7 separate regions of the Mus musculus genome follow, and all the other regions are linked to region 1. The links are chromatin loops, found by intact Hi-C in ENCODE. Cell type or tissue: left cerebral cortex. All regions are shown on one strand.

The links. A loop is a pair of places that touch in the nucleus more often than their neighbours do. Peaks named below come from ENCODE experiments on the same cell type or tissue, not always from the same donor. Only the 100,000 strongest peaks of a DNase experiment are listed, where the experiment ranks them.
Region 2: it touches region 1 in a loop (6-fold over the local background); 17 of 42 quality-filtered maps call a loop at or near these places.
Region 3: a loop joins it to region 1, with 2.3 times the contacts of the local background. A loop is called at or near these places in 3 of 42 quality-filtered maps.
Region 4: a loop joins it to region 1, with 3 times the contacts of the local background. A loop is called at or near these places in 10 of 42 quality-filtered maps.
Region 5: a loop joins it to region 1, with 7 times the contacts of the local background. A loop is called at or near these places in 2 of 42 quality-filtered maps.
Region 6: a loop joins it to region 1, with 3 times the contacts of the local background. A loop is called at or near these places in 6 of 42 quality-filtered maps.
Region 7: a loop joins it to region 1, with 2.9 times the contacts of the local background. A loop is called at or near these places in 8 of 42 quality-filtered maps.

Annotation. Positions count from the first base shown.
Region 1 is chr6:71,439,211-71,443,210 of GRCm38, forward strand. It overlaps Rmnd5a (required for meiotic nuclear division 5 homolog A), which reads right to left and starts at 1,427. Exons shown (of 9, transcript NM_024288.2): 1 at 788-1,427. The coding sequence starts at 929. In left cerebral cortex, CTCF peaks have their summits at 1,904 and 2,569; DNase peaks (open chromatin) are centred at 230, 555, 873 and 1,551; H3K4me3 peaks cover 2,501 bases; H3K27ac peaks cover 2,474 bases.
Region 2 is chr6:71,491,941-71,495,940 of GRCm38, forward strand. Rnf103 (ring finger protein 103) reads left to right here and starts at 1,937. Exons shown (of 4, transcript NM_009543.3): 1 at 1,937-2,948. The coding sequence starts at 2,723. In left cerebral cortex, a CTCF peak has its summit at 2,159; DNase peaks (open chromatin) are centred at 1,977, 2,812 and 3,784; H3K4me3 peaks cover 2,512 bases; H3K27ac peaks cover 1,987 bases.
Region 3 is chr6:71,267,254-71,271,253 of GRCm38, forward strand. No RefSeq gene overlaps it. Among named protein-coding and RNA genes, the nearest start is that of Mir8112, 2.4 kb to the right of the region's middle. In left cerebral cortex, a CTCF peak has its summit at 1,882; DNase peaks (open chromatin) are centred at 1,842, 3,188 and 3,616; H3K4me3 peaks cover 394 bases; H3K27ac peaks cover 361 bases.
Region 4 is chr6:71,542,311-71,546,310 of GRCm38, forward strand. Chmp3 (charged multivesicular body protein 3) reads left to right here and starts at 1,542. Exons shown (of 6, transcript NM_025783.4): 1 at 1,542-1,723. The coding sequence starts at 1,679. In left cerebral cortex, no CTCF peak of the experiment used is centred here; DNase peaks (open chromatin) are centred at 1,548 and 2,012; H3K4me3 peaks cover 1,894 bases; H3K27ac peaks cover 1,569 bases.
Region 5 is chr6:71,829,797-71,833,796 of GRCm38, forward strand. Immt (inner membrane protein, mitochondrial) reads left to right here and starts at 1,524. Exons shown (of 15, transcript NM_001253681.1): 1 at 1,524-1,719. The coding sequence starts at 1,675. In left cerebral cortex, no CTCF peak of the experiment used is centred here; DNase peaks (open chromatin) are centred at 1,503 and 2,005; H3K4me3 peaks cover 2,182 bases; H3K27ac peaks cover 1,228 bases.
Region 6 is chr6:71,631,587-71,635,586 of GRCm38, forward strand. It overlaps Kdm3a (lysine (K)-specific demethylase 3A), which reads right to left and starts at 1,331. Exons shown (of 27, transcript NM_001038695.3): 1 at 1,252-1,331; 2 at 911-993; 3 at 470-685. The coding sequence starts at 655. In left cerebral cortex, a CTCF peak has its summit at 1,958; DNase peaks (open chromatin) are centred at 695, 1,431 and 1,906; H3K4me3 peaks cover 2,249 bases; H3K27ac peaks cover 2,180 bases.
Region 7 is chr6:71,802,194-71,806,193 of GRCm38, forward strand. The region is part of intron 6 of Reep1 (receptor accessory protein 1); the gene reads left to right. Among named protein-coding and RNA genes, the nearest start is that of Mrpl35, 20 kb to the right of the region's middle. In left cerebral cortex, a CTCF peak has its summit at 2,095 (motif pointing left); a DNase peak (open chromatin) is centred at 2,047; H3K27ac peaks cover 2,181 bases.

The sequences.
Region 1 (4,000 bases):
GTTTGGGAAATAAAGGTGTAGAGGAAAGGAGAGGAGAGGCAGGGCTAACACTGCCTTAATCTCACCTGCTACATCCTCATTTCTCCCTGACTAATAAATATCCCTTTAATTTCTGTTCAGCCCACAAAACTGACAAGGGCCCGGACTCTTGAGTAAATCCATAATATTACAAGTCCTTTATCTCTCATTCAGAAAGAGTCAGCATTGTGGCTCCAAGGTACCAGACCTTTAGTGTTATTTTTAAAACACAAAACTCTTTCTCAGAGTTAGCCTTGGCATCTGTGGTACAAGACGTAGGGCCACTGATGAAATAACGTAGGCAAAACACCTTCTACGGAAAAGCTGTTTTCTGAAAGGATTATTAACAAGTACAAACTGGACTAGGTAAGTAACTAGCAACTCGACATCTGCCCGGTCGGACTGTACAGAGGCTACAGCAGGGACGCTGAATGGTTTAAATCGGCCGGCTTCCTAGGAAGAGTTTAGAAGAACTGCCTGCCCACATCAGTCCAACTCTGAAGTTGCAGCAGCCGATGATGTAGAAACCAACCCACAGCTAAGAACGTTAAACTAAGAACCATCAGGGAGAAAAGTCTGCGAGGCCGAAAACTAGACAAAGTCCTGCGCAGACCCTCGTTATCACTCGCACACCTGCGGCCCGCAGGACCCCGCAAGACCCCCAGCCCCGCCCCAGGCCACCGCGTTTCCGGGCGGGTCGCCGCGGCCTGGGGACCAGCAGACGCAGCGCAGGGCCCCGACCCCCGCGCGCCCACGCGCCCGCCCTCACCGTGGCTCTGCAGGATCTCGTGCTTGAGGCCGCCGGTGTAGTCGATGAGCTCCTCCAGGCCCCGCTCGCACAGCTGCCCGTAGCCCGAGAACTTGTGCAGCACCTTCTCCAGCTCGCGCTCCACCGTCACGCACTGATCCATGCCGGAGACCGCGGCGCTCGGCTCCCCGGCGCCCGGGGGTCCGCAGTGGTTCGGCCCGGGCCCCACCGAGGCCGCGTCCTGCTCCTCCTCCCCCAAGGCGGCGAGCGGGCGGCGCGGGAGGCGAAGGCAAGACGGGCGCGCTAGCCGCGGCGCCGGGGGAGCCCCGCGCAGCCTGTGCCCTCCCGCCCCATGGCGCCCCGGCCCCGCCGCTCGCGCTCGCTCGCCCGCCCTACCCGGCGCCGCGTCTCGCCCCGGGCCCCCCTGGCTCGCCGCGTTCGGCCGCCCCTCGGCGGCGCCGCCGATTGTTTTTGTTTTCACGGGAACCGGCCGATGACCTGGTTCTCCCGGGCGGCACCAATAGCCGCGGCCCGGGAGGGGGTCGAGCCTCCCTCACGAGCGGAGGAGGCGGCGCGGGCCGTACCAATCGCGGACTCGGCGAGGGGTCAGGGGGAAGCAGCGGGCGAGCACGGGCGGAGGGCGCGCGGGCGTTCTGAAGGTGTGGGCCGTACCACGCGGGAGGCCGTGAGGGAGCGCGGCGAGGGCGGGGCGAGGGCGGGGCGAGCGACGCAATTGGCCCGCGCAGCTGAACAGGGAACTTTAGCGATAGCGTCAACTACGCGGCCGGTAAACAAGAGGGTGGAAACCGTCCCCGGATGCTCCGCCCAGAAGCAGAAGAGTGACCAATCGACGCGGGGGTTAGGAGCGAGACAAACATCCTCCAATCCTGGGCCGAGGCGTAAAACTTCAGCCAATCCAGACTGAGGAGCCAAACCAATGCGCTCGCTGTTGGAGGGGGGTTGGCTTGAAGAGCGGAGCTTGGCGCTTCTACTGGGAAGCCGCGAGGGGAAACATGACAGCAATTAACGGGGCTGTTTTCTCCAGGATTTCGCCCTGATTGCAATTTGTGTTTTCTCCGCATGGAATTTTGGCCGGAGTTTCGACTGAGAGGCCCACCTCCGGGGCCAAAGGATGTCTGTCTGGCCGCCTAGTGGCGGAGGGCCCGGGCGGGGTCACTAACCCGATGGAAGGTGGTAGCTCTTAGAGGGATGGCCCGCGCCCAGCGTTGGCTCGTTCTTGACGCCCCTCGGCCTGCAAGTGGCCTTCCCTGTCGCCTTGTCCACGTGCTGGGCATCTTGGCGGCGGTCACGAACACGCGTGGGCGAGCTGAGCAACCTGGCCCTTGCTCCTTGCCCTTACCTTGGCGTAGGGCTTTTGCCCTGGTTTACCACGGGGTTCTGGCCTTGGCCTGTGCCCTCTTGCTCACCAGGCTTCTACCCTACTAGCTTTTCGTCAAGTCCCTGCCTCACAGCCTGGGCCTGGGAGAGTCCGCCTTCCTGGGCCTGCAGTTGCCAGCTTGCTTGCCTGCTCATAGCATTCCTACTTCCACCATGGTTGTATCACCTCTGCCTCCCCGAATTTTCTCCATCAATTCATTGTATCTCTTACAGCACAATTTTTTTTTTCTCTCACACATCACTTGTCAAAGTCTAAAATAATAATTGTTTGGAGTTTTGCTTGTTTTGGTTGCACCACTTAAGTAATACTATGAAGGGTAACCCCTTTTGTTGTGGCCTGTTTGTTTCTAGAACACAGCCAGCACCCTGGTGGACAGTCTTTCTTTTCCTTTAATTCAGGTGGTAACCTTTTTAAAGTTCAATTTCCGTTTTTATAATGTGGCAGCTAGTGGGCGGGTGGTTATATATGATGGCCTTTAGTGGTCCTGGATATTTGGAAGTTCAGCTGATGGTATTTCAGGGCTCCTTTCTGTCCCTCATCACGCCATTTGCTTTTAGTCCTCTTTCTTGGCAGATGGCCCTGATTCCTACTTCTCGAAAATAAAAAACCTTTTAGCTCCATCAATCTTGCCATTCTCCTCAAAAGGTTTTCTAGCTACCATCCATTTTGTGAAAATACTCAGGCATCCAAAAGAAGAAAGGGCCCTCTTCCTTTGTAAAACAAGCCCGAGGGTGCCTGGCATCATCTTACTGCTGTCTAGAGCGTCCTTGCCTGGCTGTACTTTAGTTCTTCCTGCTTGGGGATGGAGTGGACCTGACTTAGCAACCTTCACTTGACCCCTCTGAAGCTGTTTCCTTCTTTAGCTGCCACACTGCACAGACAAACCTTGTTCTTCCCCTTGAACCAAGGATCTCCTTGATAGTTTCAGTCACACCCACACTCTCTCTCTCTCTCTCTCTCTCTCTCTCTCTCTCTCTCTCTCTCTCTCTCTTCTTCCCCTTTTTTTTCCTAGAAGTTGTTTGAATAACTAAATAAATGAGATAATCCATGTAAGACCTTCAACATAATGCCTGGCGCATGTAAGAGCTATTCTTTTTCTTTTTCTTTCTTTTTTTTTTTTTTTTTTTTTCGAGACAGGGTTTCTCTGTGTAGCCCTGGCTGTCCTGGAACTCACTCTGTAGACCAGGCTGGCCTCGAACTCAGAAATCCGACTGCCTCTGCCTCCCAAGTGCTGGGATTAAAGGTGTGCGCCACCACGCCCGGCTGTAAGAGCTATTCTTAGCTACCAATCAGAAGTAATGACTCTTCACTAACTGCAGTTTCAAATCCAGTGAGCTGCATGATGCCCAGTGTGACCTGTCACAGCCCCATCCTACTACCCAGCACTGTTACTCTCAGTGTGAGCCGAGCACGGCTCATTCATGCCAAGCCCCATGCTGATTACTTATCATAAGCTTTCAGATTTTTCTCTTCCAGCAACAGGACAAATTCTATCTATTGATAACACCTGAGTCTGCACAGATACACAAAGTACCAATCCCAGGTAGCTACTTAAAATTCATGTGAAATCAAAAATTCAGTTCCTTAAGTGTACTAACCACATTTCAGATTCTCAGTAAGCTACGGTGACTAATCAGGATATCTCCCTCCATGGTGAGAGGTCTAATAGTGCTGATTGAGACCATGACCACAGTAAAATTACTAGGACTTCATGCAACATGGACATGCCCCATAGTTTAGTATCTAGTTGACTACACCTTGTGTGTTGGCCTGGCTAATCTATTGTCAACTTGGCAATATTAGTTATTTACAAAAAGGAACCTCAACTGAGAAAA
Region 2 (4,000 bases), 53 kb after region 1:
CCCCTCTCCCTCCCCCTCCCCCTCCCCCTCCCCCTCCCCCTCTCCCTCTCCCTCTCCCTCTCCCTCTCCCTCTCCCTCTCCCTCCCTCCCTCCCTTCCTCCCTCTCTCTCCTCTTCCCTCTCATGATTTGATTTTTTTAACTTTTAAACTCTAGCCTGTCTGGCTCCATCCTCAGCTCATCCACCCAGCTTTCCCTACCTGTTCTTCTTTTCTGTTATTGCCTCTGTGTATTGACAGAGTCTATTATTACTAAAATGCATTCCTTCGAGGCAAGGCATATCATTTATGTGTTTAGACTTGACTAGCAATGCCACCATATAACAGTGCTATACTGTGAAATCAAGAATGCTGAAATTACAGAGCCAAGTCTGTCAGCAGGAACAGTTTAATACAGTCTCCACGTGGTCTGCTGCCCTGGAAAACCACCACACTGTTCTGTAAGTCTGAAGCTGTACATTCCTGCCCACCCTGCTCCTAGGCTTCTTCCTTCCTAGCTCCTCCACTAGCTGTACACCGAGATGCCTTTGTTAACTGCGTTATAAAGGGGTACTATCCTTTGTCTACATTTTATGATCCATTCTTTGTTTTCCATGGCTCATTTGCTCCCTGATTGAGGGTCACACTCTCTCCCTAAAAATTTCACCCCTGGTTTAGGGTTGTTCATGCTTTTCCTTGCTGGCTAACATTTCACCTGGAATTCCTACTTGTTTTCCTGATCAAGAAGACTCACACACACGCACACATGCACACACACGCGCGTACACACACACACACACACACACACACACACACAGAAACAGAGAGAGAGAGACAGAGTGGGGGAGAAAGACAGAGAGAGGGAGAAAGACAGAGAGAGAGAGAGAGAGAGAGAGAGAGAGAGAGAGAGAGAGAGAACATGACCCTGCTAGAGTTAAATAAACACGGAACCAGGTACCATACGCTTGCCTGTCAAACTCATTTTATATGAGTTCTTCTGGCTGGCTAAAACACACAGACCTTTGCACCTGGACCTAACCACACCTAACAACTTTTGTCCTGACAACTCAGACCTTCATTGTCTACTTTTTAACCCTCTAGGAGACTAGCCACAACTGGATCACATACTAAAATTCTTTTTGGCCATACCTCCTCCAACACACATGTGAAAATCGCATTCTAAAGCAAAGGTAGAAAAACATCTGTTTTCAGAGTTTCACCTCAAGCACCTCAAGCCAGCTGTGCCACCCCTCCCCCCCACCCCACCCCGAACAAAAAACTAAACAAAAGAAAAACCCAAAAGCATCCGCGGTTGACAGGGACTGGACTTAAAACACAGATTCTGATTTTTACAGATCTTGATGATTTGGGTGGGTGTGGTGGTGCACGGTTTTTTTTTTTTTTTTTTTTTTTTTTTTGGGTTTTCGAGACAGGGTTTCTCTGTGTAGCCCTGGCTGTCCTGGAACTCACTCTGTAGACCAAGCTGGCCTCGAACTCAGAAATCCGCCTGCCTCTGCCTCCCGAGTGCTGGGATTAAAGGCGTGCGCCACCACGCCCGGCGGTGCACGGTTTTAATCCCAGCACTTCCATGCCTGGCAGGCAATCTCTGAATTCTGAGGCCCGCTTGGTGTTCAGAGCGGTTCCAGGCGGGCCAGGACTATTTAATAAGGCAGTGTCTCAAAACAAAACAAAAACCACAAACAAAAACGAACATCTTTTAGCAGCCTTTATTTTTCACGCTCAGCACAAAGGTGCACAGTGTCGCAGGGTCCAATGTCCAATCCTGGGACTGAAATCAGTGACTAAACATCAGCGCATCAGAGGGCTGGGACCGCGAGAGCACAGTAACTCGGAAGGTTTACCCAGCCCAGCCTCCCGCAGCCCCTCTCTCCCCTTGCACCCCGCGGCTTCTAACCCCGCCCCTGCCGAGACCCCGCCCCGATGCCGACGTCAGTTGTTATGTCTTGACTGGGGCCGCGGCTACAGCGGGTCCAGTGCTCTGGGGGCGACGGCCGCGGCCTGCAGAGGCGGCAGGGACGGTGGCCGCGGTTGGCGCGGCGCGTCCGCACGGGGCTGGGCACCGCGCGGCTACGCAGCTGACAGGAAGCCGCCCGGGAGAGCCGCGTTGGGGCCTAGCGTTATTTGCTTTTTCCTCTTTTTTTCCTCCCTTCACGACTGTCGTCTCGCGCTCCTCCTCAGCGGGAGCCGCCGCGACGCCCCCTCGCGGGCCGCGGGGCCTGATAGGCGCCGCCCGCGGGAACCTGGAGCTGCCGCCAGGCCTGGGCGGCCGCCGGGGCCTGAAGCCTGGGCGTTCGGCGCGGCGCTGCGGCGGTCACTCCAACCCGCGCTGGGCGCGCCGGGCCCCGGGCCTGGCCCAGCCGAGTACCGCGCCCTCTGGACCACTCAGTCCGGCCCCAACCGCCCTCCGCTGGCCCGCAGTCCCTCGGAGCTGCCTCCCGGTCACCCCAGGTGGGCTCTTGCCCTCTTCCAGCCGTCCGCAGCTCGATGGGTGGGGTGCGTTTGAACGTCCCCCCTTCTCCCTTTCTCAGCTCCTGACCGCAAGGCCAGAGCCGGGGCTCTCAGTCGCACGCACGCCGCGATCCACCTGCCTCCCCGCGGGGATGGCCCGCCGGTGACCGCCGCGCGCCCTCGCTGCCCTCGCCCAGGCTGCGCTCTGTCGCCCCGCACTCGATCCCCTTCCCTTGTCCACGGCGTCCCGGCTCCTGGCGACGCCAAGAGGGCGAAGATGTGGCTGAAGCTGTTTTTCTTGCTCCTGTATTTCCTGGTCCTGTTCGTCCTGGCCAGGTTTTTTGAGGCCATTGTGTGGTACGAGACTGGCATCTTTGCTACTCAGCTGGTGGATCCGGTGGCATTGAGCTTCAAGAAGCTGAAGACCATTCTGGAGTGTCGAGGGCTGGGCTACTCCGGGCTGCCGGAGAAGAAAGATGTTCGGGAGCTGGTGGAGAAGTCAGGCAAGTGCTGGGCTCCTGGAGGTCGCCTCCACTGTCCTGGCTCTTACCCACTCCCCAGAATTAGGCGGTCCCCAGAATGGTTAAACAGACTGCTCCAGAGAGCTGCCCAGGTCATCTTTGTCTACGTTTTCTAAATAAATATGTAAATCTCGGTTTGGAAAAGACAACTGTTAGGTGTATTGGTGTGTTCCAAAGGCTCTTTGGAAATGACAGTTTGAAAGTGTAGCTTTAAAAAAAAATCATTAAATTGAATCATTTGTCCCAGAATTCAGGAACGTCAGTTGAAATTGATTATAGAGAAAGGAAAAATTACAAAACATAGTCTGTAAATAGCAGCATCTGCATCCACAATAAAAACAAGCTACCAGGAGGGTAAAACATCATTAAAATAATAACAAAAGGCACGTGGACCTAAAGATTTACGTGTAAATTATGCATTTAATTATAGGTAAGGTGTACACAGTGCAATATTGCTTTTTATACTTTAGTGAACATTTTGTGTGGCTGTTGGCCTTGTTTAGAGTAAATATTTTCTTGCAGATTATACATTTTATTTTTGAATCTTGACTTACCTTTCTTGTCATGTGTCACAGGCATCTCTGCGTCACTTAATGGGTTGAGGAAAAGACTTGAAATAGTGCTGAAAGAATATTTAATGTAGCCGTTGATTTGGGGTAGGATTGGGTGGGGAAATACAGTTAACTTTAAAGTGTCTCCTTGTTTAGATAGTTTTCCTGAAAGAGGAATGTAAATTAAGAAAGGCCTTCTGAGGTGATGTAGGAAGCATTGGAAACTTATGATTATCTTGTTTTGTCCTTTCAAGTATATCATCAGCGGGGCCTTTTAGAAGACCATTTTTTCCCCCTTGGGTAGTACTATCTAGACAAATAGTGTGATAGGCAAGATGACAACGTTTATCAGTCTGACACTTACATACTTATAGCATAAGGGTTACAGAACTCATCTCGCCAGTGAGATAGAAGGAAGGAGTCCTTTGCGTAAGGGATACATTTTTCAAGTGGTTATTATTATTGCTCTTGTTTGCACCAGGT
Region 3 (4,000 bases), 170 kb before region 1:
AATTGCCTCTGGTATTACACTATCACTTTGAATAAAAGCTAAGGCACTGCCCTACACAGGAATTTACCATCACCTAGGAAGAAGGAAGTTTCAGACCTAAGGAGAAACCAGAATAGATACTTAGAACTATAGCTGAGTTACACCCATACACACGTATTTACAATGGCCTAGGGGGAAGGTGGACTATACAATAGACTAAAATAGGAACTATGGCAAGGGCACGAAGCCCTTGACCCTGGCTTCTAAGATTAAGTGAATCTTAGGTGGAGCCCTTTTTGAACCCTGTTGTTAACAATGAATTCTATCCCAGGTGGTTCCCTTAGACCTTCTGTGTTTGCATTCCTCTGTTTTATGTAAGAATCCAGTAACCTCTTTGTACCTTGCGAGTGTGTCACCCAACTTCCTTATTTTCTTCTGTATAAAAAGTTTGATGCTCGATTTGACATTACATTCAGATTCTACACAACCTCTCCTGTGTGCATCGGTCTGTCATTCCATCTGATGCTTTGCCCACCCACGACTAGAGAGCTGTTCCATGCAGACAAAGGGGCCCAGAGGGTCTGCGGCAGTATGGAAGGCTCATTTCCATATGTTTGGGTAGAATAACTACAGAAGGAGGCAGAGGTGGTCAGATCTTTGCACTTCCAAACCTATTCACTATGACAGTGAAAGCTAAAACCGGGGTTGACAAATCTGGGTACACAAATCTCTAAAGGGGAACTGAAGTCTCTAACGTGACTTTATAATGCAGTAAGCATTTCTTCTTGGAGTGCTGAACAAAAGGGATATAATTGTTTCTTTAATCAACAAGAAGACACATTCATTAAAAAGACCCCAGAATATATTAAAGTGTTTTAAAATCTTCTCTATGATAACATAACAGTTCTAGGGGCTGGAGAGATGGTTCAGGCTGTGAGTGCTATACTGCTCTTGCAGAGGGCCCCAGTTAGGTTCTCAGTGTCTATGCTACAAGGTCACAACCAACTCTAGCTCTAGTTCTTGGTGGACACTTCACCTCTGGCTTCTGACAGCTCCTGGACTCATGTATACGTGTCTATACAGAGACATACTTACAAATGTAATATCAAATTAATAAAAATAAATATTAAGGAACAGGGTTTAATGTCACTCAGGTGCTACCTTCTTGTCACTCTGGGAATTGGAGATGAGCAGAGTCTTTATTGTTTAAGGTTGTCCTTTGCTCCCTAGGACACACAGCAGCATCGCCGAGAGTGTGAGTACTGGCACTAGCTGTTGGGCTGGTGATTGGAAGGGACCAGCTGGGACTATATTCTCAAAGGTAGTGAAAAAATAGGGCTTTTTTGGAGATAATGGTAGATCATCACAAAGCCTAGGTATGCTTCAGATTCCTGCAGCTGCTGCGGCTCCTGCTGCTGATGCGGCTCCTCCTTTAAAAACTGTCATTGTCCTGCATTAACCTCCCAAATTGCTGGGATTGCCAGTATACTCCCACTCCTGTGTAAACAGCCTCCTAATGGAAGAAGGAGTTCGTCTTGCTGACCTGAACTTCTGGTAGAATGTGTTTCCAGATGCTTGTTGTAGCACTTAGAACTTTAGCTGTACCCACTGTGCATATACATTGTTGTTCCAACTGATCACCTCAGAGGCCTGGGGAGGGTGATTAATTGTGTTTCCTCAGTTATATATGTCACAGTTTAGGGAATATGTATGGATAGGTATAAAAGTCCAAAAGTAAAGGGGAAATGTTACCAGTACAGTTTGCAATAAGTTTTTGCTGTGCCTGGCCGAATAGAAGGATGCTACCACACCCTGCAAAACCTCCAAAGTTCTCTCTGTCAAAGACCCACTGGCTGAGCTACACACACACACTCAGAAAGATCACCATCTATTGGCAAATCCAGGGAGCTGCAAGTGCTTCACCTCCTATACGTTAGTAAAAGGCACAACCCTTCAACTTCCTTTCTACTTGGTGCTAAAGTTCATTTAGGGCATAAGATTTCCAGGGCCCTTTACAGCTGTGAAGTAAAAATAGTTTTTACTGTCTTTAATGGTTTGGTGGAGGGGTGGGGGGAGGCAAATGAATTTTGTAGCAAAATACCTAGACAAAATTCAAATTTCTGTTACTCTAAATATAACTATCAGAAAGCAAGCACACTCACTTGCTCACGTCTTTCCTACAGATGTATTTGTAGCATGGTGGCTATGTCCCTTAGAAAACTTGGAACCAGCGGGGCCAAAAGTGCTTACTGATGACCTTTTACAGAAAATGCTTGCCAGCCCCTGCTGAGTCTAATAATAGGATGGTCAGAGTGCTTGGCAATATTAAACAGGCCAGGAAGAGCTCGTACACTCCTAGGCTCATCCATTTGTGCCATAAGCAATGTGAGAGACCAACGAGAACGTTTAGAGACTGAATTAAGGGGGTGCTAAATAAACAAGGGGAATGGCATTGAAAATAAAGGTGAAGGGCTACCCAGATGGCTCAAAGGTTAAGAGCTCTGTACTGCTTTTGCAAAGGACCTGAGTCAGGTTCCCAAAACCCACATCAGACCACTTATAACCAGACATGTCTCCAGGGGATCTGATGCATCTGACCTCCTAGGACACACACACATGGGCACATACCGTCTCCACACAGAAACACACTACACGCAGGGCGTGGTGGCTGGCACACACCTTTAATCCCAGCACTTGGGAGGCAGAGGCAGGCGGATTTCTGAGTTCGAGGCCAGCCTGATCTACAAAATGAGTTCCAGGACAGCCAGGGCTACAGAGAAACCCTGTCTCGAAAAGCCAAAAAAAGAAACACACTACACACACACACACACACACACACACGATTATGAGCAGATCTTTAGGAACACCACGTTTCTATTTCTTTGTAAGTTTTTATGTAATACAGAATATTTTAAAAATAAAATTAATAAATATTTTTAAAGGGTAGAGGGAAGAGAGAAAGTCACTCACATAATAGCCCATTATATGTTGTCTAATTACAGCACAGACCAAAACCTCAGGTTCTCTCTTGTCCCTGTGTTATTAATAAGCGTGGAATCATTAATGGACTGCTTGTCTCTGTGTGAAGCCTTTTACGGACGGAGTTTATTAGGCAGTCGGGGAGTGGCAATGCTTGGCAACGGAAGCAAGTGCAGCCTGTTGACTTACACAGTAGTGTAGTATTAACCGGAAGCAGGGCCTTTAACATGGTCCAGTGGGTGAAGGGGCTTCTAATTCCAGCACTTGGGAGTCTGAGGTAGAAGGATCCTGTATTCCAGGCCAGCCTGGGAGTAAAGCAGTCTTCGGCTTTAAAAACCAAAGACCCTAGTGGAGCTTCCTGGCTCACTCGTTAAATTTCAGCCCTTGCGAGACTGAGAGATGATAGAAAGGGATTGGTGAAGGCGAGTGGAAATGAAGGGTAGACAGACATCTCCTGAAACAGAACTGATCTTTAATCAGAACTGAAGGGCTGCAGTCTCTCAGGGAAGTGAGACTATGCCCAAGTGGCACGTGTTGGGGAGTAAGGGGTTGGGTTTTGTAGGACTGAAAGGGGGGGGGGGAGGCGGAGGGAGGGAGCTTTGGGGTTGGAAGATTCCATTTGCAGGTCAGTTCCCCTGCAGTCAGGAAGTGGGAGAGGCTAGCGGGTCTGGTATGTGGATCTCCTTATCAGAAGCTTCAGCAGTCAACAGTCAACTCTGGGCTTCTCAGTCCATCTGAGGTTTTTAAGTGATTACTTCAATCCATGCTTGGGACCAGCCTGAGCTAAAGTAAGACCCTATTACACATGGGTCGGTGTGCTGCCAAGCCCCAGAAGCTGAGTTCGACTTCTGGGGTGCATAAGGTAAAAGGAGCCCCACCCTCACTCCGCTCCACACAAAATAATGACCATGTAAAGAAAACTAAAATATACTTTAGTAGTACCTGTGTGATGTTGTATCTATGTAATAGGAGCGTGTATGGTGAGCATACCGTGTGTGTGCTTTGAGGAATACTATGCACGAACGTGTATAATCTAAGAGGG
Region 4 (4,000 bases), 100 kb after region 1:
GTGACTTAGATTTATCCTGTAAATTTAATGGAACGTAGAAGGGCTGAAGACAATGTGGTCATCCCCTATGTGGGTCTTTCCAACTGAGCTTTTAACCAGAGTTGGGACTTGTTGTCTTGGGCTTCTCTTTGAGGCTACTGCTTGTGCTGGGGAGATTCTTCTGACCCTCCCTTTGTTGTGTTCGAGTACCCCGATATGAGAATACCTCTTATCTATAGTGTCTTTATGATCAGACTTTCTAAATTAAAAGAGGCAAGTTTGCTAAAAGCAAGGAGAATTAGTTGTTGGAGTGGTAGGAGGAAAGGGCTGGCTTGGTAGCAAATAAACAAATACTCTGAAAACAAACAAAAGTAAACAAACCCTCCCTCTGCATGAGAACAAAATAACAGGGTATCCAACCAGTTCAGAATAAACCAATGGACCATTGACAAAACACAAGGAAGGCCAAAGCTCAGAAGGAATTCAGCATCCACCTGAAGACGCAGCACAGCCAGGCACAGAACGCTTCATGTTCGTACCTGGTGCCCACCCGGGTGAAAGTGTGAATTAAAATGGGCAAAGTGGATGGCAGGTGCCATAAGTATGCCAGTTTAGTTCCTTTGTGTTTTAAAAGAGATTAGGAAACAAAAATCAGTAAAGGCCAAGGGAAGAGTCAGAGGAATGGATGTGGACAACATATCACATTCATGAATGAAATTCTCCAACAATAACATTTTAAAAATAATAAAGAAAATTAGGAGTCTGATTTCCTCTCCACCCAGCCAGTGGCCATATTACAATTTATAGAAAGCTATGATATGAAAGCCAGAACATATGCAGACTTAACTGTAAGATATACTAACTGGTTCCTTCCCAGAGGGAATAGACAATGGACCCAGGTTGCCTCTGTTCCATTAGAGAATATTTATGTTTATCATTAAAGTTTCAGTAAAGAAAATAGGGTTTTTTTTAAAAAAGATTTCCCCGGTGTTTGTTTTTTAAAGGTAAGATGAGGCTGTAGAAGTGGCTTCCTGTTCTTCCAGGGGCCCAAGTTTCCTTGCACAGTTCCTTGTCTATGAATCCATTTCTTTAATGTGTGCAGAATGCAAGTCTTTTGTTATCTCTTCTTTAAAAGTTAGTTTCAGCTGACTCGTGCAGGTCTGTTTAACCTTAATCTTACAAGCGAAACAAATGTTATAATCTGTTGAATCAATCCCTTCTTCTCCAGCTTCAGCATAAGATCACTGCTAGAACTTTTAAGACTTCCTACAAAGGGGAAAGAAGGCGATGTCAAGTTTTCGAGTAGGTGTGTAGATTTGCAGTCTGTGAGGTGACTACGGACCCAAAGAGAAACCCATCCACAAATATCTGGGAAGTGGTTGTAAATATGCGTGACAGCGTTGAGATATATATTTCTGGGCTAGCTGACAGGTTTTGGGTGTAGGCAATAAATATCTTAAGAGTTACTTCTATACTTCACTTAAGCTCCCTTATGAGCAATGGTGTCATCCACACTGTAGAACCCCACCCAACTTAACTCTGCGCCTGCGCCGCGCGCGTGCGTACTAGCCCTGCTGCCGCCGCGCCCTTCTCTGGGCGTCTGATTCCCTTCCTCCCAGCCCCGCCCAGGCGGCTGCCCGTGACCTGCCTGGGCGCAGGGAACGGAAAGTCGGAAGGGGTAAGAGGAGTTCAGTTCATCATGGGACTCTTTGGAAAAACCCAGGAGAAGCCTCCCAAAGAGCTGGTAAGGGCCAGCGACCGGGGAAGCTCCGCAGCGGAGGTGGGAACAGCCAGCTGCGCTCTCAGGCTGGCCCCTATTTCCGGGGCCTTCCACTCTGCCGAGGGGCCGAGGGAAGAGTTTAGGATTGGGATGTGAGGAGAAGCGCGCCTTGGCCGCTCGGCGTCCGACCCGGGTGTGTAGGGCCTGGTTAGGAGCACCTCGGCCTCGCCCCCAGGCGCTGGAGGCGCCACGCCGCCGGGCCCCGAGGAAGCACTCTCTCCCCTGCGCGCGGTGGTACGGGCCGCCCGGAACCTTTCTCCTGCGCAAGCCCCGCCCCCGCGCCGGCCTGCAGACCACCCGGAGGACTTGCCCTAGACCGGAAGGTTGTGTGCGGTGAACCGGGTCGGAGCCCCCAAAAAGTCCAGGCACCTGCCAGGCAGGTCCTTTTCTCGCTCTCCTCTGTGTGCAGGGAAGCCCGACTTGTGTTTATTCTAGAAGCTCAGTTCTCTCAGGCCCTACCCATAAGGATGCTACCGAAAACAGTTCGGATCCTACTCTGAATCCTTAGATCTGCCTATCAATTGAGTTATTTTAGAAACCAAGTATCAGCCGCCTAAGTTTGAGTCCTACTTTTAGACGTCTCGGCTCTCTGATCTCGAAAAACTTGTCCGAGACTTCTCCTATGTCAAGTAGGAAGAGTGCTACCGCAGTAATTGACCATTGAAGGATGTGAAGTTTGAGCTAGTAGTGGTAGTGAAGGTGCATTCTTTTTTTTGTTTTGTTTTTGTTTTTTTCGAGACAGGGTTTCTCTGTGTAGACCTGGCTGTCCTGGAACTCTCTTTGTAGACCAGGCTGGCCTCGAACTCAGAAATCCGCCTGCCTCTGCCTCCCAAGTGCTGGGATTAAAGGCATGCGCCACCACCGCCCAGCGTGAAGGTGCATTCTTTACACACCCAGCCTTATTACTGACCACCAGTAGTCGCACCAACAGTACCAGCTCCCAGCACATAGCACTTGTGGGGTCCCATTCCAGACCTACTAAATCAGATTTAAATTATGACTATCCCGAGTGGTTAGAATGTGCCTTGACCTTTGAGAAGCACTGTTTCTACAGCACTCAAACTTGTCCTTCTAAACCTTTAGTTCACTTATGGAAGTGTAGCTGTCAAGCCAGTCTAATTAACGTTGCCATTTTCCGGTGCGTGTTCTTTTTTTTTTTTTTTTTTAAGAGGGGTACTTTACTAGAGGAGAAATTGACATTACATTCTTAGCAATGACACTTATTATTTAAAATAATGGAAACGTTAAACGAGTAATGTACATACCAGGCATAAGTTTAAATAGTAATAAGACTGTTTTCTTTAGACTATCTCAACTTATGGATGACAAAGCTAAAGCCACACACTAGTAATGATTTACTTATCTTCAAGAAGAGTATACAAATACCACAAAATGGTCTACATAATGTTCTGAAGTGAAATTGTATGCTTGTCTCATTTAAGTTCCACATGTTCAGTTTTATACGAGAGAGCAAAATGTAACAGGTGAATGAAAGTTCTTAATAAGAAAAGGTTTTAAGAGATGCAGTGTGGCCTGCAGTTCAGCTGCTTGGTCATTTTCAGGACATTCCTGAAAGCAAGAGTTCAAGGGCAGACTAGACAGTGGCTCAGAAAGCAAAGATTTTTCGGGAAAGTCTGGGTGTTGTAGTTTCTGAGACATTACCATGCATTCGTTTTAAAAATTTAATCCCCACATTAAAAATGAAAGTAACATTGTAAAAGTAAAGACTTTAGAGTTGGCTGTTCATCATCCTGCAAGGTCTGTGTCTTGCCCTTAACTTTTTCCGGTGTGTTATTTTATGTGAAATGGAAGTTGGATGTAAACTTGATGAGATCCAAGTTAAACTAATTTAGCAAGAATGTCTGGGCGCGTGGTGGCGCACACCTTTAATCCCAGCACTCGGGAGGCAGAGGCAGGCAGATTTCTGAGTTTGAGGCCAGCCTGGTCTACAAAGTGAATTCCAGGACAGCCAGGGCTATACAGAGAAACCCTGTCTCGAAAAAAAAAAAAAAAGTCTCACAAGGAAGTGTGAACTTCGTACTATGTACATGTTAAAAAATAGTTCTGGGTGTGTACTGGCTAGTTTTGTGTCAACTTGACACAGGCTGGAGTTATCACAGAGAAAGGAGATCCAGCTGCAAGGCATTTTCTCAATTAGTGATCAAGGGGGAAAGGCCCCTTGTGGGTGGAACCATCTCTGGGCTGGTAGTCTTGATTCTATAAGAGAGCAGGCTGAGCAAG
Region 5 (4,000 bases), 390 kb after region 1:
CTGTGAACTGAATCTGGGTCCTCTACAAGAATAATATATGCTCTTAGACATTGAACCATTTCTCCAGCCCTGAAGAATGAGATCTTAAAGCCAAGGAGACTGTCTGTAGTACAAGGTCCGAAGTGTAGTACAAAAGCAGCCCCGGGTCAACAGTGTGCGAGACGTTATCACGCTGGCAAGAACCAGAGCAGCGGTGAACAGGGATGGAGCCAGACTGCTAGATTTACTAAGAAAATGGGAGGACTGGAGGCTGTCGAATGATGACATGACAAAGATCGACAAGTACATTACTGAAGTGCTCTGAAAAGCTTGGCATGTATAGAACGTAGATAATATAGAACATAAACACATTTTTGATATTTTTCAAATCTTTCCTGTTTTTTGTTTGAAATTTATGTAGTCCAATCCTGCAACAGCCTCCCAAGTGCTGTCATTTACAGTGTGACCACAACACTGGACTTCATTTATTTTATAAATGAAAATAAAAGTGCAGCTTTTTTTTATCTGTATCGTATCATAACAAATCACCTACTTATGGCTTGTAAGTATTTTGCAAACAGATTTGTTGTTTTGTGGTTTTCAAGACAGGGTCTCAATATATTCAGCTGGCTGTCCTGGAACTCTGTAGATCAAGCTGGCCTTGAACTCAAAAGATATCTGCCTACCTCTACCTCTCTAGCGCTGGGATTAAAAGCATGCACGACTAGGTCCAGCCTCCAACAGATTTTGAAAATTATTTTTCTATGTTATTATGGTAAGAGAACCACATAATCATAGTGGAATTTACATAGAATATTAACGACAGTCAATTTTTAACACATTGTTAAACTCAGAACGCTTGGAAGAGTCTTCCAAACCGTCCCCAAAACTGCGACCGAAATCATCTTTATAAAATAAAAGTGGCAAAAAAAAAAAAAAAAAAAAAAAAAAAGCGGTGTGACTTAAGTAAAAACCTGAACTTAGAATTTGGGTTCCTATCCGTTCTCTACTATTTAAAGACACCGGAAACACATTCTGCCCCAGGATGCCTTCAGCACATTCGCTTATTCTTCAGCAACCCTTTGGAAAAGAAAAAAAAAAAAAAAAAAAAAAAAAAAAAACCAAAAAAAAAAAAAAAACCCTGTAGGCATACGTGTGCCTCAGCTCCATAAAGAAGTCAGCGGACAACTAATTGGAATCGATTCTATTGCCACCAGAGAGGTCGCAAATTTCAGGTCGTCAGGACTGGGAGCAGGCGTCCCTACCGGATCCACCTCCCCATCCCTTTAATTCTAAGAGTCTAATTCTAATTTAATTCACCAACGCTTTAATTCTAAGAGTCACAGTCGAACTTTACACAGCACTCTCCGGCCAGTTCACCTAGTAACCCGGTCATCTGCAGACAAACTAGCGCCCAAGCGCGACCCGGAAGGAGAACCTGCCCTTCCGCCTCCTAGTCGCCAATCACCGCTTTACTCCCCTTTTCGCAGCCGGGGTGAGTCCCACCCTCAGGGAGCCGCCTCGGCTGTAGCAGGGGAGGAGGCGGCGCGTGCGCAGTGGTGCCGGTGGCCCTTCCGGTGCGCCGGACGCAGCTAGGCTGTACAGACGCGGGCACGCACACCAGCACGCACGCCCTCCTCTCGTGCGGCCGCGGTCGTTCCCGCGTCCACCAGCAGCGCTGTCGCTTCGGCAGAAATGCTGCGGGCCTGTCAGTTATCCGGCGTGACCGTCGCGGCCCAGGTGAGCGTGGGGTCTCTCCGAAGGGGCGCGTGGTCACGCTGACTGCGGACTGCCAACGGACAACGTGAGAGGCATCCATGATGCGCACCCCCCCCAGGCAGAGCCACCCCTAGTGCGGGGAACCGAGGCAGTCCTCTAGGGCGGCCGCTGGACTGGAATGACTCGAGGGTTATTGCTGAAGAAGCGGGCTGGGGTGTGGAGCGCGGGGAGGCGGGTGTGCCGCTGAGGCGTGGCTTCAGGGACCTGGTATCCAATCAGTACCTCCTTATCTCAGTCTCGGACCAATCCTGGCTGCTGGCGTCTGGGCCGCCGGTTGGGCACGTGATAGGTTTCCAATCGTGAAGGTCGGCGCGGGAGAACTACAGTTCCCAGCAGGGATTGCTTCTCAGGGCTTGTTGCATCTTTAATAAGCAGGTTCCTGGACTGGTGGAGAGCCTAGGGGTCAAAGTTGCTGTTAATCTGGGAGTGGGTTCCTTTTGTTTCCGTAGCCGAGAGCGCCTTTGAGCTAGTCTTATAGTAAAAGGTGAAAGATTTTTCATTTCTCGAGCTTAAACTTCTGGTGCTGAAGGAGGACAGAAGTCATGACCTTGTGCTTATTTCTGAGATTAGCTTGGGGATCAGTGTCTCTAAGCACTGGAACCATGTCTGACATTCAGGTATCTTAGGCGCCCTGTTTTGTCTCTCTTTAATTTTTCATAACTGTCAGTATAACTTTCTACAGTTGAAAATAAAAACCCCATTTCCATTACTCAGAAGTTTTAGAAAACTAACACTTGAAAGGTTATGAGGAACATGCTGCAACTTGAGCAGTAATTGGATAAAGTTTCGAGACAGGGTCATCCTGAGATGATTGAAGTTAAGCAGTTTTGTTCTTTATTTTTGCTTTACTGTTTGTCCTTCAGCCTCTTGCATAGGGAAGTGAGCCCCGTATTAGTTTTCTGTTGGTATTTATCCAACAGCACACATTAAGCAGCCTGTAACTACACCCTCATTGATTATCTTCCAGTTTTTGTAGTAGTCTGGACATTAGTGTTGTGGAGTCTCAGCTTAGAGTCATGCAAGGCTTTGTTGAGAAGTATTAGCTGTGCTTTGATTCTCATTTGTAGATAGTACTTTTTACTTCCTCCAAATTCATAATTAGCTAAATCCAGCCCCTTCAGGTGTTGCACTAAAGTCCATGTTCTCTCCTGTGTCTTGCAGGTGGCTGCTCTCAGCTTTTAGAACCTTCTAACAATTTCTTGCCACAAGGCACTTACAGGCCATTCCTAACACCAAACACGAAACACAACACATTTAGTATTACCATGTGCTTCTTTCTGTCTTTACTTCAACATCTCTTCTCTCATTGATTTATTTACTAGACTAGCCCTACCTGAGTAACTTCCCTAATTCAGATTTCTTTTTGGGGAGCTCAGTTAGAGACTAAAACATGAATGGTATTCTAGCTCTCAACAAACATTTTAAAGTTCCCTGAAGTCACTGTCAACAAATTCATAGGTTTATTGTCATTACCTCTTCATTCATTCTGTAGCATTTGATATTGCTGCTTATTTGTGTGTGTGTCTATCTGTCTGTCTGAGAGAGAGAGAGTGAGAGAGAGTGTGTGTGTGTGTGAATGAATGAATATGTGTACATGTACACACCTATGGAGGCCAGAAGAGGATACTGTATCCCCCAGTGCTAAGGTTAATCAGTGGTTGTAGACTCCCTGACACTGATACTGAACTCAGGTCCTCTGGAAGAACATTAAATATAAGTGAGCTTTTCCATTTATGGCCCTGTTCCTGTGTAATGACTTGGGAGGCTTATTATTCATGAATAAATGCCTAGGTCTTAAGCAGGGCTTGTCCCCTGACTAGTTAGTATCTTATATGTCTCATTTATACTATTCTATGTCTGCGGCCTGGCTGGTTACCTCTCCTCGGTTTCATACCCAGTCCAGGTTGTGAATCTTCTGTGATTATTTTCCTGAGTGTTCTCATTCTCTCTCTTTCTTTCTTTCTTTCTTTCTTTCTTTCTTTCTCTCTCTCTCTCTTTCTCCCACCTCCCTTCCTCCCCTTCTGTCTCTCCCTCTCTCCCCTTCTTCCTCCTCTCAATTTTGCATTTATGTTTTTACATTCAATTTTGTTTTGTTTTTTCCAGAGCTGAGGACTGAACCCAGGGCCTTGTGCTTGCTAGGCAAGTGCTCTACCACTGAGCTAAATCCCCAACCCCTCAAATTTGTTTTTTATCAACTTACCAAATGATTCCAGTTTTTGGCAAATTTCATCTGCTTTCATGT
Region 6 (4,000 bases), 190 kb after region 1:
AATGAAGAAATAAAGAGGAACACCATCATCTGAAATCATCTTTTTTGAAAGCACTTTCAAGCTAGCCTTCAATGATTCTAATTGTCATCCACTTCTTTAACCTATTACTAATAAACAATACGCCTCCCGTTGGGGGCATAATCAGACTGTCCCAGGGGACCCAGCGCCTGCATTAATGAAGCATGTCTGAACAATCCTAAACCCATTATTAATCTCAGGCCACTGGAGCTCTAGGTCAAACACACCTTGACACTACACCCCATTTCAAAGACTTTCACGGTCTAGAGTTCTGTACCTTCTGATCACCTGCCAACTTTCTAGTGGCCCATTTCAGAAAAGGGAGGGAGGGGCGCTCAACTGTCCCGTTACCAAGGTAACTGAAAACCGTCTGACTGCCCAGCCCCCAGAAGACGGTTTTGTTTGTTTGTTTAGGGATTTTGTATTTTGTTTTAGTCTTTTTGTTTTTTACCTTCAAGTCTTTCTTAGTAACGTCGGTGTGGGAAACAGCTCGAATGGTCCCCGACAGCCAGGGCCACTCGGCAACGCGCTCCAAGTCCCAGTTGTCCTGGCCGCCTTCGTTGCCTTCGGCTGCGGACAGACTGAGGAATCGCTTCCCCACCAATACTGGCCAACTTTCTCCGAGCGTGAGCACCATGGTTTCCACGCCAGCAGGAAGGGCTCCTCCCTGCAGAAGGCACAAAAACAAAATGCGATGGGGGGCGGCCGAGGTCGGAGGCGGCCCGAAGAGACGAAGCGCCGACAGGGACCGGTGGAGTGACACCCCCGCAGGTGGACTCCGCGCCCCAAGCTGCCACCCGCGCCTCCCCAACCCCCCAGCACTCCCCCCCGCAAACACCCCCCCGAGTGCCGCGTGACCCTCTCGCCCCAACAACTTTCGCTTTTTCCAAACCTTTCAAAGCTGGACACTGAGAGAGAGAAGGGAGGACTGAGCCGCGGCGCCAGTGCTTTTGCCTAAGTGTTCGTCCCCTCGCCCTGTTAAAGAAAAGGCTCCCTCTTAGTGCCTAGGGCCCGTCTCAGCGACCGATCCCCGCCCCGAGCGGCCTCGGAGCCGCCGTGGACTCGCTCGCGACTCGACACTTGCCGCGCCCCCGCCCCCCGCTTCCGGGCCGCCGACTCGGGCGCACCCCCGCCCGTCCTGAGCCTTGAACCGAGAAGACGCGGCGACCGCCCGCGCGGGTCCTTCACCCTTCTCCCTCTGTCTCCCGCAGCCGAGGCCCGCGGAGCGCTTACCCCGCCTCCCGCCTCCCTGAGTCACCCACGACGGCGGCAACAGAGCCCAGCCGCCCAGCCGACTCTAGCTCTGACTTGGTTCAAGAGCTCTCTCTCACAAGACACGCACAGCCTCCCGGACCCGCCCCCTCGGAGCCGCTGCCACCGATGATTGGTTGAGTCGCGGGGGATAGGCGGGGCAGCCTAGGAAATTCTACGTTCCTATTGGTTATGCTGAAGAGGGCGGGGTGAGGAAAAAAAACAATTCCTTGGCTGCCTCCTCCCTTCCCCCCGCTCTCAGCAACGACTCGAAGCCGATCCCCCATTAAAGCGCGCAGAACGCGGTCGGTAGATCCCTCCGCCGCAGCTCCATTCTTCCATTTGTTGCCTCGCGCTATGCAAAAAAGTCCCGCCGAATCGGTTATCGACTTTGAGGCCAGAAAGAAAATCGCACAGGCTCACAGATAAGACTGAATGGGGAGACCCAGGATCATGAGCGCCTATTGGATTGCACTTGAAGCGCGTAGGCTGTCGAGCGAAGACCGACCTTCCACCAGGCGGAAGAATCTCACGGGAAAGGGGCGGGGGCGGTGCACAGCCTGCGGGGGAGGGACAGCACTGGGACGTGCGGTTTCAGGCGTACGCAGTTAGAGGGGGAGGAGCGACTAGGCTCTGGGGGCTCCTGCGCACGCGCCAGAAGGGGCGGACTCTTGGAGCTTGGGCTGATGGGTGAAATGGCCGCTGGAGGCGCAGGCGCACGTGGTACTGATCATGACTGTCTAGGTCCGCCATTTTGAAGGATAAATGAAGAAAGGCATTGAGTTGCTGGAAAACGATGTTCATTAAATCTAGAGGCAAACCATCTATTCAAAACTATGTGGGATGTAGGTTTTTTAAAAAGAAAATGTAAAGTGGATATAAGATTTTTGAAACAACAAAGAAATTGAGAAAGTAGATGGAGTTGATGATAAAAGTGATAATGAAAGAGGTGACTTTGAAAGACAAAGGAGAGAAAAGATGGTTTTATGGTTTGGACCAGAGGATTCTTGGTTGAATCAAAAAATGAAATGAATAACTGAAGACTTCTTTATGAAGCCTGGTGCTTAATCTAACATCACACTTAATCTTTATTATAAAATGAATGGAAATTTAGTTTTAATAGTGTGAAAATGAGAATTCAGAAAAAATTCAAAATGTATAAGGGAATGCTATACAATGCAAATTAGTACCAGATGTTTATTTTGAAAAATATTTGGTTTGAATGTATGACAACAGAATGTTAAAGATTAAATAATGCTGAAGTTGAATTAAACTGAATTGGATTTATTATATTCAAACCATTAAGAGGTGGGAAATGGAATGAAGGAACCTATCCACTTCATCAAAAGGCAGAAATGGAAACAAGAAAAACAAAAGGAAGAAGAAGAAATTATGGTTAAAAATAAAATGACAGGAATAAGTCCATTTATATTTACAATAAATATAAATGGGTTAATTTTATAAATAAACATGGAGAGGTACTTAGTATTTAAAAAAATTTTTTTGGCATAAGAAAAGTACAGCATAAGAAACTTGAAACTATTAGGGTAAAATTTTTATAAGACTAATCAAAGGAAAGCTACATTGGCATCTTGTACAGTTATACATTATTTAATACGAGGGATATATTCTGATAAAAGGTTGTTAGATGATTTCATTACATTGATAACATAGTGTCCTTACAGAAATTACCAAGTCACTGAGAAAAACTTATGGGATCACCACTGTATATATCACATGTCACTTGCCATAATGTTGTTATATGGTATATGACTAAGAGTAAAAGCATAAAAAGAAGAAATATATTAATAAAGGATTGGGTCTATAAAATACATTATTGAACTATTCAAACTGAAGATATGAACTAAGTTAATAGTACTAAACAAGAAAGTTTTGACAGCTTATAATCACAGTAAATGCTATAAATCCATTTATCTCAGAAATAAGCAGTTTAAATTTTTAAAATGAGAGAATGTGGAGGACTTAGATCACATAACACATAATTTGGAAAATAACAGGCATAAATTCTACTAAAACAAAAGACATTTTTGTTTTAGGCATAAATTCTACTAAAACACACACATGACTTTTCTGTTTTATTCATGATTCCAGAACCAAGAAAAGTTGGAGAGATATCCAGTGTACTTTATGAACTTACAAAGTCCTATTACTAAATCTGAACAACAACAACAAAAAAACAACAAAAAATACTTACATAGATGGAAAGTTCTTTTATTTAGTAGAGTTACTAGAAAACAATCATGGTTTTTGCTGTTAACTATAATCATTATATAAAATAATGGATTTTATTTGAACATTTTCATATGTAATCCATTTTAATAATATTCTTTCCCATATTACCCTCTCTTGTTTTTCATTGCATTCCTGATAGCCAGAGATGCCAGAAACATTAAAAGGACATTGAATGTTCATGAGCTTAAAACTTTTATAAGCTTCCTAGAAACCAGTGTGTGAGTATGTATATGAGTATGTGCCTGTGTGTATCTTGAGAAAACTGCTAACAAATATGGACTGGAAGAAAGGATAAGATCACTTATTTTAGTAGTCACATCCAGTGGATGTGGGAAGAAAAATGGAAATAATTTAAATGTACTTCAATTGGAAAATAAATAAATGAATAAAAAGAACAAGGCACGATGGCTCCTTTACCCACTGATCTCTGCACTTGGAAAGTGGAGGCAGGAGAATCAAGAATTCAGGACTAGCCTCA
Region 7 (4,000 bases), 360 kb after region 1:
GAGTCTTAGCCATTGGGCAGAGGACATATTAGATCACAAGTCTATGCAAATCTACAGATACACTCTGTAGTTTCCTGCCCAGTCACTTGTCCTTGATTATCAGATTAGTACCACTCCTCAGTGTGGACAAATCCAGTGTGACTTATTTCTTATTTACTCTGCTGCTTGTTCCAAAAAGTATATGTGTGTATGCACGTATGTATGAATGTATGTATGCATATGTGTATCTGTATGTGTGCATGCATGTGTGTGTGTGTGTGTGTGTGTGTGAGAAACAGTGAGCCAAAGTAAGAAAGTGAAAGTGGGAAGTGAGAAGAAAGGAAGATAGGATCAGGAGAAAATTGTAAATGCATGCTGCCTGGTCATTCCTCACACCCTGAAGAGGGAAATACAGTTAACCAGCGTCCATGGTGCATTGGCACTCAGAGGCATGGCTATCCCAAGAGTGAGGCAGATTATACAAACAAGGGACTAGGGACTTGGCTGAGTGGTAGAGCATCTGCCCGGCATGTGCAATGGCCTGGATTTGATTTCCATCATTCAGAAAAGTAAAGATAAGACAGTAAATACCGGGGCTTGAGAGATGGTTAAGAGAGTGGTTAAGAGCACTGACTGCTCTTCCAAAGATCCTGAGTTCAAATCCCAGCAACCACATGGTGGCTCACAACCATCCGTAATGAGATCTGATGCCCTCTTTTGGTGCGTCTGAAGACAGCTACAGATTACTTGGATACGATAATAAATAAATCTTAAAAAAAAAAAAAAAAGATAGTAAATACCAACAGCACACTTGGCAGACACACAGGACCATCCTAACAATTGGGGTGTTTTTAGGCAGGGTTCTGTGTCTCTCTTTCTGTCTCCCAGCCACCCACACTGGCCTCCTGTGCTCCCAGCCTCTGCCCAGATCAGGCCAGGCTTCTACTCCTGCCTAGATATCTGTAATGATCGCCACTCCTGGGAGTCACAGAACTACTTCTTTTCAAACTACGCTTCTTGTTCAAGGTTGCAGTGGGAAGCATGCACAAAGCCCTGTTAAGAGTTTCAGTGCCGAGATGGGCCCTGATTTTTGTTTCTTTCTTCGTTTTATTTTGCTTTTGTGTCTGAGACAGGGTCTCCACACTGGAGCCGAGACTAGCCTGGAACTCACTTTGTGGCCCAGGCTAACCCAAAGAAAATTTCTGCCTCCGTTTCCCAGAGTTAGGGGTACTGGCATGCATGCCCACCTATGAGGTGGTTATCATTGTGGTTAGTGTGTGGTTTAGATGCTCAGCCTCAGGACATTCTGGTGGGCAGACTGAGGAATTATATACCCAAGGATCCTGCGGTGTCTCTGGGTTATCATAACAACTGGCAGGGGAAAACTCTTCATTTAAGGGAACAGCACACACCTGTTCAGAGGTCTAAACTCAGCTAGGATGAACTCATCCTGAAGATGTAGGTTTTTGAGGGGTGGAGCTAGCCAGGATGCTTCTGCATTTTTACTTTGGCCTGAGAGCCTTGGGTCCTAACTAGGTCTGGACCTTATTCTTCTTTCCAGACAGGAGGAATCTGTGTCTAGAGGGATGTCCTGGTTAGTGAGAGCCATGCTCCAGTGTGGAGCAGAGCTGAACTGTCTAAAATGACAACAGGCTTCCATTGAGATCACTAGATGATCCGGACCAGCTGAGTGCCCAGGCCTTCCTCAGACACTCAGAGGACAAGGGATGAGCAGCCACAGCCCCACAACTCAGGATGTTTTCTGCTGAGACACTGTGGCCCACAAGAGAACCAGGGCATATGGCAGGAGCTGCAGGGTATAGATTCTAGGCATTATCTGGGGCTCAGGCAACTTTGGAAGACCAGAGTGTTCAAGAAAGGTGGCATTACTGCTCTCAAGTTCAACAAGCTGATTTAGGCAGGGAAGGACAAGAAAGCAACTATACTCGGAGTAAACAGTCTGCGAGAGGCACAAAGTGAAGAAAGAAAGAAAAAAAAATCAAGGCAAATTTATGATGTCAGGCTGACAAGGCTCACACAGCCTGAGCAGATGGCTCTCCACCCACGGCTCAGCCCTATAAGGCCGGCTGACAGCAGCTATGGGCTCATGCTGCCCTCTGCTGGCTGCTATGGAGCACTGGAAACTGGAAACACGAAACACTCTTAGTTGCAGCTTTTAGTTAATTCCACAAGGACTACTGTTACACAGCAACTAGCCCGTTCTGCGCCTGAATAGGATTTTAGAAGCAGTAGCAGGGTGTCCCAACAAGAGCTCAGGAGTCTGTATGTAGACGTCAGAGTGGTGGAATCGGATGAGTTGTGGACCCTCTAGCTCTATCTTCTGTAACTCTGGATGAAGACAACATACCAAGAATAGAACTATGTTCTGGATGAAGATAACAGACCAAGAATAGAACCATGTGTCCGTGGATTCGAGATAAACTGGGTATAGCAGAAAGTAATTTGCATTCTGCCTAAGCTAGGACATTCTGGCTCAATGACATGGCTGCATTCAATGGGCCAACTTAATTCTGGAGCTTTGCCTATAGCTCATTCAAGTTTCACTGAAGTAAGAATCTTGCTGTCGCATGGGGGTGGGGTGGGAGATACATTCAGATTTTGCATCTTTATGAGGGTCCTCTTCTATCTAGCACCAGGTATTTTGAAATGAAAAATCTGCATCCATTAGGTCTCTAGGCCTACATTTTACATACTGTCTCTTCCAGGATGCCTGGTGCTGCATAGACAAGGGTACTGCACTGTCAGCATCTCCTGTGTGTACGAGTTAGAAAGCATCACCCCTCGGAGGCACAGTTCTTGTCTTCAGAGAAGGCTATTTCTGTTGTCCACTCTTCCATTGTCCAGTCACAGATCTAAGAACAGGGCATGGCAAGTCTCAGAGTTAAGGAAGTGTCTTCTATCCTCCTGGGAGCTGTTCAATGGCTTCTGAGTCTGCAGTTGATTCTGTACACTCTGCTAAGGCTTCCACTTATACCTTCACTTTCCTGAGTCCCCCCTAAAGACAGTACGGCTTCTTCAGATAGGGGGCCCTGGCTGTCCTAACAGGTTTGTTGTGCTGTGTACCTAATCACCCTTCCTGCCATCCTTGCTCCCTTCCACACTGACCCCTTCTCGCTGTCCTTTGTCTCCTTTGTTAGATGGACATTAAGTGGTTGAGGGAGATGTGAATGAGGGTGGTGTGAAGTCATGGGAGCCCCACCAGGTCCGAAACCCACTGGCGTTTTCTGACGAGGAGGAGGAGGACCTGTTGGAGTTCATGTACAAGTATAAGGCACCGAGGAGGAGCGAGTTGCCCCTGGAGGTACATAGTGTCTGGGGGTGTGGGCTAGAACATGTGTTTGCACTAGAGATCTGGGGGTCCTGAGAATGACATTACTTGTGATACCCAACACTTTCTGAGTGCTTAGGGGAAAGAACGACTTCCCTCCAAACAGGTAGGACAAACCACCAGTTACCTGCCAAGATCTGTGTGTGTATGTGTGCGTGCGTGCGTGCGTGCGTGCGTGCGTGCGTGTGTGTGTGTGTGTGTGCAGCTACCCCATGGAGTCCATACCCCATGGAGTCCAGGACAGTAAGTGCCTCACCAGGTGAGTTATTCCTCCAGCTCCAGTTCTTTAGTTATCAGGAAACAATATACTTAGCACTGTGGCCAATTATGGATATAGACAGGGCTTTGGCAGCAGAAGGACCATGCCTGTGACTCGTGTTCTGTGACAAAGGTGGAGAGTTACTAGTCACAGGCTCAGGGAAAAGCCACTCAATTCCTTTCTGGTTCTTTATCTACTAAACCTGATGGCCTGCGGGTCCATTGTGAAAAAGTCATGATTCCGGTCACACACAAAATTAGAGACCCTGGTGAGAATCAGACAGGATGCTCAGAAACATTCCCCTTCATAAGCCTAGGCTCCTAGCATCCCTGTTCTCTCTGAGATGGAAGCTACAACCACCTCAGATGGAGGAGTTCCTCACATTCCTGGACAAGATGGATCATTTCATATTC